2 separate regions of the Mus musculus genome follow, and region 1 is linked to region 2. A link is a contact called in ENCODE Hi-C or POLR2A ChIA-PET data. All regions are on one chromosome and are shown on one strand. Each heading gives the region's core, a stretch centred on a gene start or an enhancer-like site at or near the end of the contact. The rest is flanking DNA. Distances are from core to core; before and after follow the strand shown. Region 1 overlaps Usp29 (ubiquitin specific peptidase 29). Region 2 holds the start of Zim1 (zinc finger, imprinted 1).

Evidence for each region. Hi-C counts contacts between places; a loop is a spot of excess contacts on that map. ChIA-PET counts read pairs that join two places held with the same protein, here RNA polymerase II (POLR2A).
Region 1: POLR2A ChIA-PET joins it to region 2 with 26 read pairs in Patski. The contact joins the enhancer-like site here to the promoter of Zim1 in region 2. A Hi-C loop is called at or near these places in 1 of 37 maps with a recorded cell type or tissue (Patski). POLR2A ChIA-PET finds 5 or more read pairs at or near these places in 1 of 5 experiments (Patski).

Annotation. Positions count from the first base shown.
Region 1 is chr7:6,913,655-6,920,009 of GRCm38, reverse strand. All of the region lies in intron 2 of Usp29 (ubiquitin specific peptidase 29), which reads right to left. Among named protein-coding and RNA genes, the nearest start is that of Zim3, 60 kb to the left of the region's middle. Within about 2 kb of position 1,594, at least 1 of the 3 ENCODE cell types and tissues checked has a DNase peak (open chromatin) inside an H3K27ac peak, as active enhancers do.
Region 2 is chr7:6,691,642-6,698,005 of GRCm38, reverse strand. Zim1 (zinc finger, imprinted 1) reads left to right here and starts at 1,574. Exons shown (of 8, transcript NM_011769.4): 1 at 1,574-1,637; 2 at 2,234-2,356.

The DNA.
Region 1 (6,355 bases), core at 345-2,844, 220 kb before region 2:
ATTTGAGGTCAGTCTGGTCTATATAACAAGATCCTATCTCAGCAACAAGAATGGACTTATCTTTGTTAATCATTCATAATCTTTGAGTGTGAGGGACAGATAAATGGCTTAATCATGAATGAATAAAAAGAAGAACAAATAGCAATCACATTGCTGGTTCTTTGGGCCAGCTTGAGATTTCTGCCTGGGATGACAGAGACCAACACAGACCTGTACTCTCCCTGCCTTTCTGCAGAGGCCTTGTCTGGTGATGCATTTTAATTACATAAAAGTCTAAGGGCTGGAGTGTCAGGCTCTGTCTCCTTCTGATCTCTCATCTGGCCATATCTGTTTCTATGGAAACCACAGCAGACTGAGAAGAGAAGGTGGCTGCCACAAGACCAGGGAGAGGGGCAGAACCTGGAGTATTATAGGCTCTGGACTCAGGCTTATAGACACACAGGTGTATGTGTGGTGTGTGTGTGTGTGTGTGTGTGTGTGTGTGCGTATGTGTGTGTGGTGAAGTGGGTGTGATGTGTATGTGGGTATGTGTGTATGGGGGTATGTGTGTGTCTGTGGTGTGTGGTGTGGTATGTGTGGTGTGTGTGTGTATGGTGTGTGATATGTGTGTAGTGTGTGTGTATGTGGTGTGGTGTGTGTAGTGTGTGTGGTGTGTGGTATGTGTATGGTATGTGTGTGTGGTATATGGTGTGTGTGTGGGTGTGTGGTGTATGGTGTGTGTGGGAGGGTGTGTGTGTGTGGTGTGGTGTGTGTGTGTAGTATATGGTATGTATGTGGGGTGTGTATGTGTGGTATATGGTATGTGGTGTGTGTGGTGTGTGTGTGTGTGTGTGATGTGGTGTATGTGTGTGTGTTTGGTGTATGGTGTGTGTGTGTGTGTGTGTGTGTGTGTGTGTGTGTGTGTGTGTGTGCACATAGGCTCAAAGTGCCAACCTGGATTCACAGTGGAGATTCTGCAAAGGTTTAAGAGTACTGAAGCAAGTGTCCATTGACCAGAGGCTTGTGTCCCTCAGAACTTCTCATCTATTATGTAGAAAAGTCTCGAGGTCAGTGAGGCACTGGACGCGCCCAAATAAAGATGTCTAGCACATGGCTGCAGCCTAGCTGATTATGGTAGCCTCTAACCTGTCCTCATCCAGACTCACCATGGAAGTTGCTACTTGCTAAATATGTGGATCCCGTGGATCCCGGGTTACACCTCAGTAACATGTGCCTGGGGCCAGCAAGAGGGCTCAGCACATCAAGGCACTTGCCACCAAGCCTGATAGCCCGAGTTCAATCCCCAGATTGGAAGAAGAGAACCAATTCCTGCAAGTTGTCCCTTGAGTTCCACATGTATATTATGTGTGAACACACACACACACACACACACACACACACACACACACACGGCACATAGTAGGTCTTCCATATAGATAGCCTTGATGGAAAGGAAAAAAGGAAAGGGATGGAGGAAGAGAAAAGATTGGTGCTGCGGAGCCGCAGTGGGCTGGTGGCTTCCTATGAGCTTTAAGTTGTTACACTGTGGAGCAAGCTGCCAGTAGAGGGCACCCGCGATCATTCTTCAGTCTGCAAACTGGAAAGGAATGGATGGACAGAGACAGAAGCAAAGAACTTTATGGCTGAAGATTGTGTCCTTTTCCCGTGGAAGAGGAGAGGGGGACAGCCACGGGATCTAATCGTTTGTGTGTTGTGTCTTGTTTTCTTGGGGAGACCGTAGTAAAGGTCCACACACTCGCAGACTTCAGTGTAAACCTCTTTCCCCTCTGCCCAGGTCCTCCAGCATCCTGACTCCCAGCTGTCTGCTGTTTACAAGGGAGGCTTGGGGTACCATACGATGTCTGTGGGCCTCCAGAGTCACTCAGTGTCAACCGCAGCCAGAGCCACCTTGCTTTGACATAAGTCTGAACTGCTTGTTGTCAACTGGGGCTTCCTTCCACACTCAGGGTAAAATCCAAGCTGCTAAGAGGGGGCAGAGGGGAAAGAGGTTTACACTGAGGCCTTGGGTATGCCTCTAAATCCTGCCTTTATCAAACTACAGGCTCCGTTTCCAGCTTCTCAGCCTCCCCCCCAACTCTGGGGTTATTAAGATCAATCTGAGTGTTCCAGAATCTCACATACTGAAGACTCAATGCCTGTGCCTCCGAATGCTTTTGGAAAAGGGATATTGATCGATTGATTGATTGATTGATTTATATGAAAATGTTGGAGCCCATATGTGCCTTGGTGCACATTTGAAAGTCAGAGGACAGTTTGAGGGAGTCGGTTCTTTTCTTCCACAATGTGGGTTCTGGAGATCAAACTCAGGTGGACAGGCTTGGTGGCAAGTGCCTTTCTTTTTGGCCCATATTTATTCTCAAGACAGGGTCTTGTTATGTAGCCTGGTGTGGCTTTGACATCACAGCAATTCTCTGGTTTCAAGCTCCTGAGAGCTAGAATGACAGGCACGGCCACCATCGGTGTCACGCGCAGCTATAAACAGCCATCCTTTTATTTTTGCTATGCAGGAGACAGAGCCTAGGGCCTCCCTCACTGGTGGATTCCAGACATTCTGTGTCTCCAACCCTGGAGACAGGGTCTTTAACACAAACAAACATACACTTATTTATTTATTTATTTATGTGTCCCTGCGTGTGTGTTGCTTCGTGAATGACGCTGTAAATGTGGAGGTCAGAGGTCGGCTTACAGGAGTTAGTTCTCTCCTAACATATGGGTCCTGGGTCACTGAACTTGGGACATCAAACTTGGCACAAGGGGCTTTGTCTGCTGAGCTATCTTGGCAGCCCCGAGATAGAGTTGTAATAGATGTGATTAAGGCAAAATGAGAGGGGCTGGCCATCCATGTTTATAGCAAGGTTATTCACAAATAGCCAAATTACAAGAGTAATTTAGATGCCCATCAACCGACGAAAGGATAAAGAGAATGTAATAGGCAGCAGCATGTTCCCCCCCTACCCCCCCAGTGGTGCATTATTCAGGCATAAAGCATAAAATTATGTCATTTTCAGGAAAATCGATGGAGATCATTACGTTAAACAAAGAAGCCCCACTCAGAAAGACAAGTATTACGCGTTCTGTCTCAGACGCAGAACCTAAATCTTATCATATCTACAACGTGAGAACAAACAGGACAATGGAGGAAAGAAAGAGGCCACCAGGAGCAGTGAGAAAGGACGGGGACCGTGCAGAGGATCACGAGAAGCACACAATGACCCGTATATGGAAATGCTGTGCTGAAACCTGTTGCTTTTTTTGTCTTGTTATGTTGAGGCAGGGTTTCTCAGTAGGTAAGCTGCCTTGAAACTCACTCTGCAGACCAGGCTGGCCCCGAACTTAGAGGTCCACCTGCCTCTGCCTCCCGAGTGCTGGGACTAAAAGTGTGCGCCACCACCAATTGGCTGATACCTTTTTTTTTTTTTTTTTTTTGACTTTTTTTTTTTTTTTTTTTTTTGAGATATGACCTCACTTTGCAGCCCAACTGTCCTGAGCTGTATAATCCAAAACGCCCTTGAACCCATAACCATCTTTCTTTCTTCAGCATCCTGAGTTCAGAAATTACCAGGCATGAGTCACTACTTGAAATTTATTATTTCCTATGTCAAGTTAAAAAACAAAAACTTCAAGCTGGAGAGATGGGCCTGTGGGTAAGAGAGGGCGCCTGCTGCTCTTGCAGAGGACCCAACTACAGTTCCCAGCATCTATGTCAGTGGCTCAAAACAGCCTGTAACCCCAGCTCCAGCAGATCTGGAACCATTAGTATGTCTTTTTTCCAGATTGGGAAACTGAGGCATGGATTAAAACAAAACAAAACAAAACAAAACAAAACAAAACAAAAACAAAACCTACTGTTGCAAGGCTGTAGAGATGGCCCCATCAGTAGATGTCTGCCTTGCATGTGTAGGGCCAGACTCTTATTGAGTTTTGAGGAGCCAGACCCAGGTCCTCAGACTTGGACAGCAGGCGCTTTACCTACTGAGTGAGCTATTGCCCCAGGCCTCCGTTTCTTTGAATTCTAAACACCAAATGCTGCTCTTGGCTGTGAAGGTTCCCAGAACTAGATCAGAGCCTGATGGATGAACAGTAGGCAGACGCTCAGAGTGTAGCCATAATTAATGTCTGTTTTTTGTTGATGCAACTGTAAGAGACATTAGTAGTGGTGACTACTTTTTGAGTGTGAACTGCCTGGGCTCAAACACCAATTCTACGCAGGAGCTTTATCTTTAAGGGATGGACGTTATAAGTTTCAGATTCAGTGACCCTGTTTATCTCTGTACACACACACACACACACACACACACACACAGAGAGAGAGAGAGAGAGAGAGAGAGAGAGAGAGAGAGAGAGAGAGAGAGAGAGAGAGCAAAAGCACCGTGGGGTGCATGATGGTTTAAATTACTGTTATTGAGACGCGCAGTTGATCACTGTGTACAGGGAAGATACATTTGGCTATTTTCTATACTCTGTCCTCAGACTTCAATGGCAACGTCTTCCACCTCACAGATCAAGGCCAAAGCCATCTTTCTAAACTGTGGACACAACCACCTTATTCTATTTTTTTTAATTAAAATTAAAAATTTTTCATTCTACGTGTGGATGGGTGTTTTGTCTGCATGTGTGTCTGTGCACCACACATGTGCCTGGGTGCTCTTAGAGGTTGGAAGAGGGTGTCAGGTCCCTTGGATTGAAGTGACAAGTAGTTGGTGCGGGGAAAGTGGACCTGGGTTCTCTGGACGAGCAGCCAATGTTCTCAAGTACTGAGTCACTGTGGTGAATGTATAGCGGTCAAAGGATTATTGTTTGGAGTTAATTCTCTCTCTCTTCTCACCATAAAAGTCCTGGATGTACAACTCAGTTCATCGGTCTTGGGGGCTTTTATTGCTCAGTCACTTTTCATGCCTATTTTGCTGTTTAATTTATTGATTCTGTTTTTATATTTTTATGTACAGGGTGTGTGTGTCTGCCTGCCTGCCTGCCTGTCTGTCTGTCTATGTGTGAATGCACATGTTCCATGGCATGTATGAAGAGATCAGAGGACACTTGTTTTGTCTTTAATATATATTTTTCCTATTCTTTCCAGGGGGCGGGCAGATTTTGTACAACATGTTTTGCTCGTATCACCTTCTCCCCCAACTCCTCCCACATCCAGGCTCCTTCCCTGTCCATTCAACTTTGTGTCTTGTTTGTTTGCTTGCTTGCTTGTTTTAAAGTCCATCAAGTCCATTTTGCACTGCCCAAATATTCTTGGAGAGAGGAGGTAGGCATGGAGTCCTCCCACCCTTAGCTGAAGGGCTATTGGCAGTTAATTAATCGTTGCTGGGAGAGAAGGGGCCAGTTTTCTCTATGAGCATAGCCCTGGGAAGCCGACCACATTCCAGTGGAAGGCCACAAAAGGCCTCAAAATTTTGAGGAGTCAGTTCTCTCCTTCCACTGTGAAACCCAGGGATCAAACCCAGGTCATAGGCTTGCATGGCAAACATTTTACCTCAGAGCCATCTTACTGGGCCATGTTTCCTTATTACAACCCCCTCACTGTCTTCTAGAAAGTTGAAAGATGTAAATCTCGCTACATTCCCATCACACCCGGAGCTATGAATGCTTATCAGCTTCGTGCAAAGAAAATGAAATATTGATAAACTTGTGATTACATCTCCGGCTCCTGCGGCTGCAGGCTTCCTCCCGTGAGGAGTAGTGCTTGTGGATATATCTTCCTTTGGGGAAGTGTTTTTATTACATAGTAATTGTGGGTGATGACTGTGACATCTCAGAAGTCACCAGACGTACATTCTGAGCAGGCTGCCGAGAGGAATCTTCACACAGCAATTCCCAAACCAGCATTTGTTGATTATGAGCGCAGCCTACGTGTAATTGGTTTTTTTGTACTCTGTCTCTTTGGGTATATCCAGAGCTGTCAACGTTGTGATTTCTCTGGAGACACAGACAACAAACATGTTCCTCATCTTTTGAAACAAACAAGTTTCTATAGTGCAAACCGTGGAGATCACATTTCCCAGGGGCGGACATACCTAAACCATTTGTCACTGGATCGGCTTTCCCTGCAGCTAATCCCCCCTCAACAGCTGTGTTGGCCGCTGCGGTATGTCAAACTGCTTCTGACCCGCCCGGGGCTTCTGCTGGCAGGCAGGCAGCAGGGGACAGAACTGGCCGCCCTGCCCAGCGGCAGCAGCTGCAGACCTGTTGGTGACAGGAAAGCTGTTGATCGATCATCACGATCACGGGTAAAGTTGGTCACCCGTGAAAGCGGCAGCTCCCACCTCCATGGAGCAAATTCTGAGAAGCCCCTTTGACCGAAAGGAGGGGCTGGAGTTGAGTCGGGGGAGAAGATTGCCCGAGACAG
Region 2 (6,364 bases), core at 325-2,824:
AGACACCATGACCATGGCAAGTCTTATAAAGGAAAACATTTAGTTGGGGCTGGCTGACAGTTCAGAGGTTTAGTCTGTTGTCATTACGGTGGGACCCAAGGCATAGTGCTGAGAGGTACCTGAGAGTTCTACATCTGGATCTGCAGACAGCAAGAAGAGACTATGAGCCACTAGTCCTGGCTTGAGTTTCTGAAACCTCAAAGCCTGGCTGGAATGATGCTGTTCCTCCAACAAGGTCACACCTGCTCCAGTGATGCCACACCTTCTAAGATTCACTTCCTGTGAATCTATCGGGGCCATTTTCATTCAAACCTCCACACCAAGAGAATCAGTGAACAACCCGTTGACACTTAGGAGTCAGTGCTACCCACTTCATTCTGTTGGCTAAAGCAAACTTCCTGGAATAAGGAAGTTTGTATTCCACCTTCAGGAGAGAAATTGCATACCCTACAACAGAGGGTGTGAATATTACGAAGCATTAATGATGTATCTGCAGGGATAGTGGGCACATTTTTCTCCCCCTGACATACCTATAATCCTCAACACCCTATAATCCCTGTACAACAGTGGGAAGCTTAGCCCAGATCAGCGGTGAAGGGGATACCACTTGTAGAAGCCGAGGAGTCTTTCTACTAGCTGAGAAATACTCCCTGTACTGGCTAGTTTTGTGTCAACTTGACACAGCTGGAGTTATCACAGAGAAAGGAGCTTTAGTTGAGGAAATGCCTCCATGAGATCCAACTGTAAGGCTTTTTCTGAATTAGTGATCAAGGGAGAAAGGCCCCTTGTGGGTGGGACCATCTCTGGGCTGGTAGTCTTGGTTCTATAAGAGAGCAGCTGAGCAAGCCAGGGGAAGCAAGCCAGTTAAGAACATCCCTCCATGGCCTCTGCATCAGCTCCTGCTCCCTGACCTGCTTGAGTTCCAGTCCTGACTTCTTCAGTGATGAACAGCAATGTGGAAATGTAAGGTGAATAAACCCTTTCCTCCTCAACTGCTTCTTGGTCATGATGTTTGTGCAGGAATAGAAACCCTGACTAAGACGCTCCCCAAGTCTACGCTGTGACTTTAATGGTAAAGTAGGTCTAGAAGCAAAGAAGTGAAAACAGAAGAGTGCTGGTGACTCCGTCCAGTAATCCCAGCTCAGGGCAAGGGGATCCTGAGGTTGAGGTCTACATAGTGAAACCCTGTCCCAAACCAAACCAAACCACTCTACCTCAGCGTGTCATCACATAATCTTAAAAATCTTTCCCTTTTCTACCATCGGCCTCTATCAATTTAGAAATTTTACTACCGAAGGAAATTTTTCCACCAGGAGACGCAATTTCTCTATAGTACTAGAAGTGGAGCCACAGAAGGGCAGAGCGTCTGAGGAACGCTTATAGCGAGCGCATCTTGCTGGGGACTACATTTCCCACAGGTCCCAGCGCGCTGTGCCGGGTGCTGGGCGCTCCATAGCCTGGAGCCTCAGGCTGGACGGCGTGAGACCTTCTGGGACATGTAGTCCTGTGGGCGGTGCCCTAGAGCTGGGGACTTGGGTTTTGAAAGTCATCCCGCGGCATTCCACTCCGGGTGGCCGCAGGCTGCGGTGCCTGGAGGCGAGTGCGGACGGACGGATAACCAAGCGCGAGGACGAGAGGCAAGAACACGGGAGAGGACTGAGAGGGCAGGGTGTCTGCATGCTGGGTGGGTCCCCACCCTATCACAGCTCTGTAGAGGACAGTGGTCTGGGTAGGGGGTGTGCGAGGGAATAGTGTGGCACAGCTCTTAGACATACTTCTGCTACGTTATGGAGATTTGTGTAACTCCTATTTGGAGGGTTTGGTCCCTGCAATGTGTCAGCTTTCTTCCACAACTTTACGTTTATGGGTGGCTTAGTTTGTCTCGCCTGTGTGGTTGTAGTTGGTCCTAGCTGGGTTGTTTGAACACTGTAGACTCGAATTCTCTTCTTATGTGGGTGTGCGTGAGCTTGTGTTCTACTTTGTAACTGTATCTGTTTTTGTATACGGATGAGCTGTAGTTGTGAGTTTTGCCCAACTGCCTGACTGTGCTGATGTGGTCAAGTGTGATTATATGATCTTGTATTTGTGTGTTGGGAAATGTGTCTGTATTTGAGCCCGACTATGTGTCTCATTCTGTGGATCTACTAATATAGATTTTATGTAATAACACTGTGAGTGTGAATTTTTAAATTTAATTAATTAATTAATTTTGTGTGTTTGTATGTGTGTGTAGGTCTTTGGACAACTCACAACAGCCTGTTTTTTCCTACTATGTGGGTCCCAGCGATGGAACTCGAGTTATAAGGCTTGGCAGCAATCGCCTTTACCAGCTGAACCAGCTAGCTGGTCCCAGATTGTGAGTTCATAGTATGCCTGGCAGAGGGAGGTTGTGCAGATTTTAGGTTGTATTTGTATCTGTGGTATGGCGGGGAATGTGTTGGGATGGTTGAAGGAGTTGGGGCTCAATTCAACTGTGGATTTACATGGCCTGGGTTTGTATATAGTTCGTGAATTGCATCTTACTGATTTGTATGCAATTGATTCTATTCCATTGGGTTGTTTATGTGTATTTGAGTATTCATATGTGTTTGCTTATATGTAAGTAAGGGTGATAGTTTGTGCATATAGCATCTCGTCTAGGTGATCAATGAGTTTGGTCACTAACACATTGGTATGCTCTCTGGATAGCTATTAGCTAAACTTGTGGATATCCAAGGCAAGGTTGCAGCCAGGCCAGGCATTTCTCCCCTACCTAGTGGCCGGTGAGCAGTATGAAACCCTGGATAATTTCGACCCAAGCCCAGAAGACAGCCCCGAAGTCCCATTCAGGCAAATGTCCTGTTCTAGGACTGAGGTGTCGGGGTGGCTACTGTGCTGTGGAAGGGACCAAATAGAGGTGTCTTTGCTTTTTTTCTAGAATGTACCTGCTGGCTTTGGGGAACAGGGCAGACTATAGAGCCTGGTGAAGGGTAAGCAGGGATCCAGACTGGGAATTGAGTTTCTGAGCCACAGAGCAACCGAGTCTCTGGACGTCTTTAGACAGCAGTAGGAGAGGAGAGAAGATAAGAAATGGGGGAAACTAGAGTTGGCTCAGAGGAGGGCGTTGTGGTGTATTCTTCAGGACACAGAGCCAGGCATTACAAAGTAGGATCTAGAAGCCCTGGTGACATATTAGTCTAATGGACCAGGAGGAAATGATCCCAGACTTTAGACATATAAGCTGGGAGTCAGAGGAACCAGTTAGTCACTTGATTTGATGGACCTTAAAGGGATGATTTTAGAGAGACTCCAAGGGGGTTAGGCTATATAGGGAACAATGGGGGGGGGTTCAGAAGGTCTCTGGGGCTCCACACAGGGCATGTATGAAGGTTTCTGGATGAGAAGGGTGCTTTGAAAAGGCTTTGAACATCTGTAGCAAGGAAGTATGCATTAGTGGCCCAGTCGTGAGTGAGGGCAGGAAGCATCACTTTCATGGAGGTGAGTACTGCTGGACCCCAAGTGAGCCTGAGGTCAGCCTTAGAATCAAGCAGAAAGAGGTCTTCTGTCGAGAGGTGACAGAGGTGACTGGGAGCTCTAAAATGTTCTTCTGTAGATGTAGATGTGTCCCTGTCCACACCCACGTACGCTTCGTAAGGCCTGTGACACTTACAGATGGGTGCCAGCCTGACTGGGCAGTTTTCTCAGTTTCCTTGTCATACAGATGTGCAGATGGACTTGCGTCTGTGTGCTAGGGTGTCCTCTGACTTTCCCTAAAAGTGTGTTCTCAGCACCTAAATTGTGGTTGGAAAATCCCAAATTCGAGGCTATATCAGCATGTATGTGTGAGAATCTGCTATAGGTCTCGGTGTCTTAAAAACAAGCAAACAAGCAAACAAACAAACAAAGCAGCAAAGCAGAGGGTATGTTTGCCAATTCCATCGTTGCTGTTGTTGCTGTTGCTATTATTATTGTTGTTGATTTTATTATTCTTTGATACTTTCTCACATGTATATACTGTGCTTGTTTCTCCTCATGCCCCACCTTCTGATGTTTCCCCACCCCTGCACCCTCCTGCACCCCACCTTCCTTAAGAGGTCCCTTTTTTTTTATTTTATTTTATTTTATTTTATTTTTTTACATTTGTGCCTTTTTTCGTTTTGTGACTCACTGATTTTTAGCAGGGACGACTGTGTGTATGGCTGCAGGTTTGAAACAATCCCTGTTAGGCTCATCTTTTGGTACACAACTGAGACTGTTTCTCCCCCAGAATCTGTCAGTTACCAATAGTTCAGCAGGGAAGGAGAGGGGCCCGTGGACCTCTCCCTAATCTGTGATGGCTGCCGGCAAGCCCACGCTTGTTCAATGGCTACACATTCTTAAAAGTGCATCATTGTAAAAACAGCAGCGCATGCCTCTGTGAGTAGCAAAGTGCATGTCTATAAAAGGGATTGTCACTTGTTGGGGACATTGTATGTCTGGCCAGTCTGCCAAGGCCTAACCACAGGTTGGTACTGAGCCTTTATGCTTATTTCTAGGCAGAAACATCAAATTGTGTGGTTCATCAATGTGTCTCCAACAGTAGTTTGCTTTTCTCTGGAGGTCACAGCCACAGGGAAGGAGTGCTGGGAAAGAGCGTGTCCGTGTGTGACTCAGCTGGAGACCTTGGTGCTAGGGACATGGTGGGAGGGAAACTGAGGCCAGCTTGAAGGAAGAAACCCTAAAGCTCTGATAGCACTAAAATCGAAACCAGTGCGCAAGAGCTCATACTCCATCCTGGGCACGGTTCGATTACTTGATGTTCATGGAACATTAGATATTCTTATTTTTAAAAAGCATTCATTTTTAACTGTTACATGCTGTGTCTGTGTATGCGAGGGGGAGGTCTGGACTATATATAGTTAAAGTGCTCATAGCTGTCAGATCCTCTTAGAATTGGAGTTACAGGCAGTTGTGAGCCATCCGATGAGGATTCTGAGAACCACACCCAGGGCCTCTGCAAGAACAGTAGGTGTACTTTACCAGTCCTTGAATCCTCATATTTAATAGTTTTGAAAATAGTTATTTGTTTTGATTGTATGCACGCGCGCACACACACACACACACACACACACACACACACACACACGAGTACACGTGTGTGTGCGCGTGCAAGTGTGCATGTGAGGACATGCACATTTTACGGCACTCATGTGCAGGTTGGAATCTTGTTTTTGAGACAGTCTCTTTTGCTCGATGCTGCGCTGTGTATCCTAGGCTAGCTGCCTTGTGGGCCTCTGGGGGGGGGGGGGAAGGGGGCTGTTCCTGACACTGTTTTTCATCTCACTCTTGAAATGCTGGGAAAACTGAAGGGAGCCGCCCCACCCTTTTACCAGCCTTGTGGAATTCAAACACAGGTTAGCAGGCAAGCACTTTTACCCCATCAGCGCTCCCTCCCTGACCTCTCAATCCATTTTCATTCTTTTGTTGTTTATCTCTTTGTTTTGTCTTTGAGAGAAAAATATAAAAAGGCTGAGCAACCAGCCTGGAATTCAAATTACAAGTTAAAATACAGCACACTCATTTAAATTTGATTTCAATTTTTTTTTTTAGTAATTATCAAGCATATATTAATAGTATATATCTTTTAGAGCTAGTTATTAAATATATTTAGAAAGTAGTTCTTTAGGGGCTGGGGTATGAGACAGTCATGGAAAGTACCTGCCGTGCAGGTTTGAGAACCTGAGTTCTACCCACATAAACCACCAGGCGTGTCATCTGGACACTGGGGAGGAGCAGCTAGGAGGGTCCTATAGACTCCTTGGCCAGCCCGTCTAGCTCAGTAAGTAGATTCTAGATTACACTGAGAGACCCTATTTCAAATAACAAGGTTGACTGGCTCTTGAGGAATGACACGTGAGGTAAACCTCTGGCTTCTACATGACCATGCATACACATGTGCCCTCCCACACATGAACACATACACACACACACACACACACACACACACACACACACGTACACACACACACACACACACACACACACACTTACACACTCATTCTTTTTGATAGGCATGTCCAGATAGTATCTGAGGTGCTTTTCTAATTGAAAATTATTCTTTGCTTATCTGAAAGTTACTCTATTCCATGTATTTCTATTTACCAAATCTGGTCCCCTAAGGTCTCACAGCTAAGAATGGTCATCTGGGAGTCACCCTCCCTTCATCCCCCAAGACACTGACACCTTGACCTTGTGTCCCAGGCTTGCAGTTATACTTGGGGAGATTGGAACTCTCAGCTACAGTAGTTCTGTAGCATCCCCGGCTTCAGAGTCTGTCCAGGTGCATACATAATTTCTTTACTATTGTCACATATGGAGCCGGGATGTAGCTCAGTTGGGAAAGCAC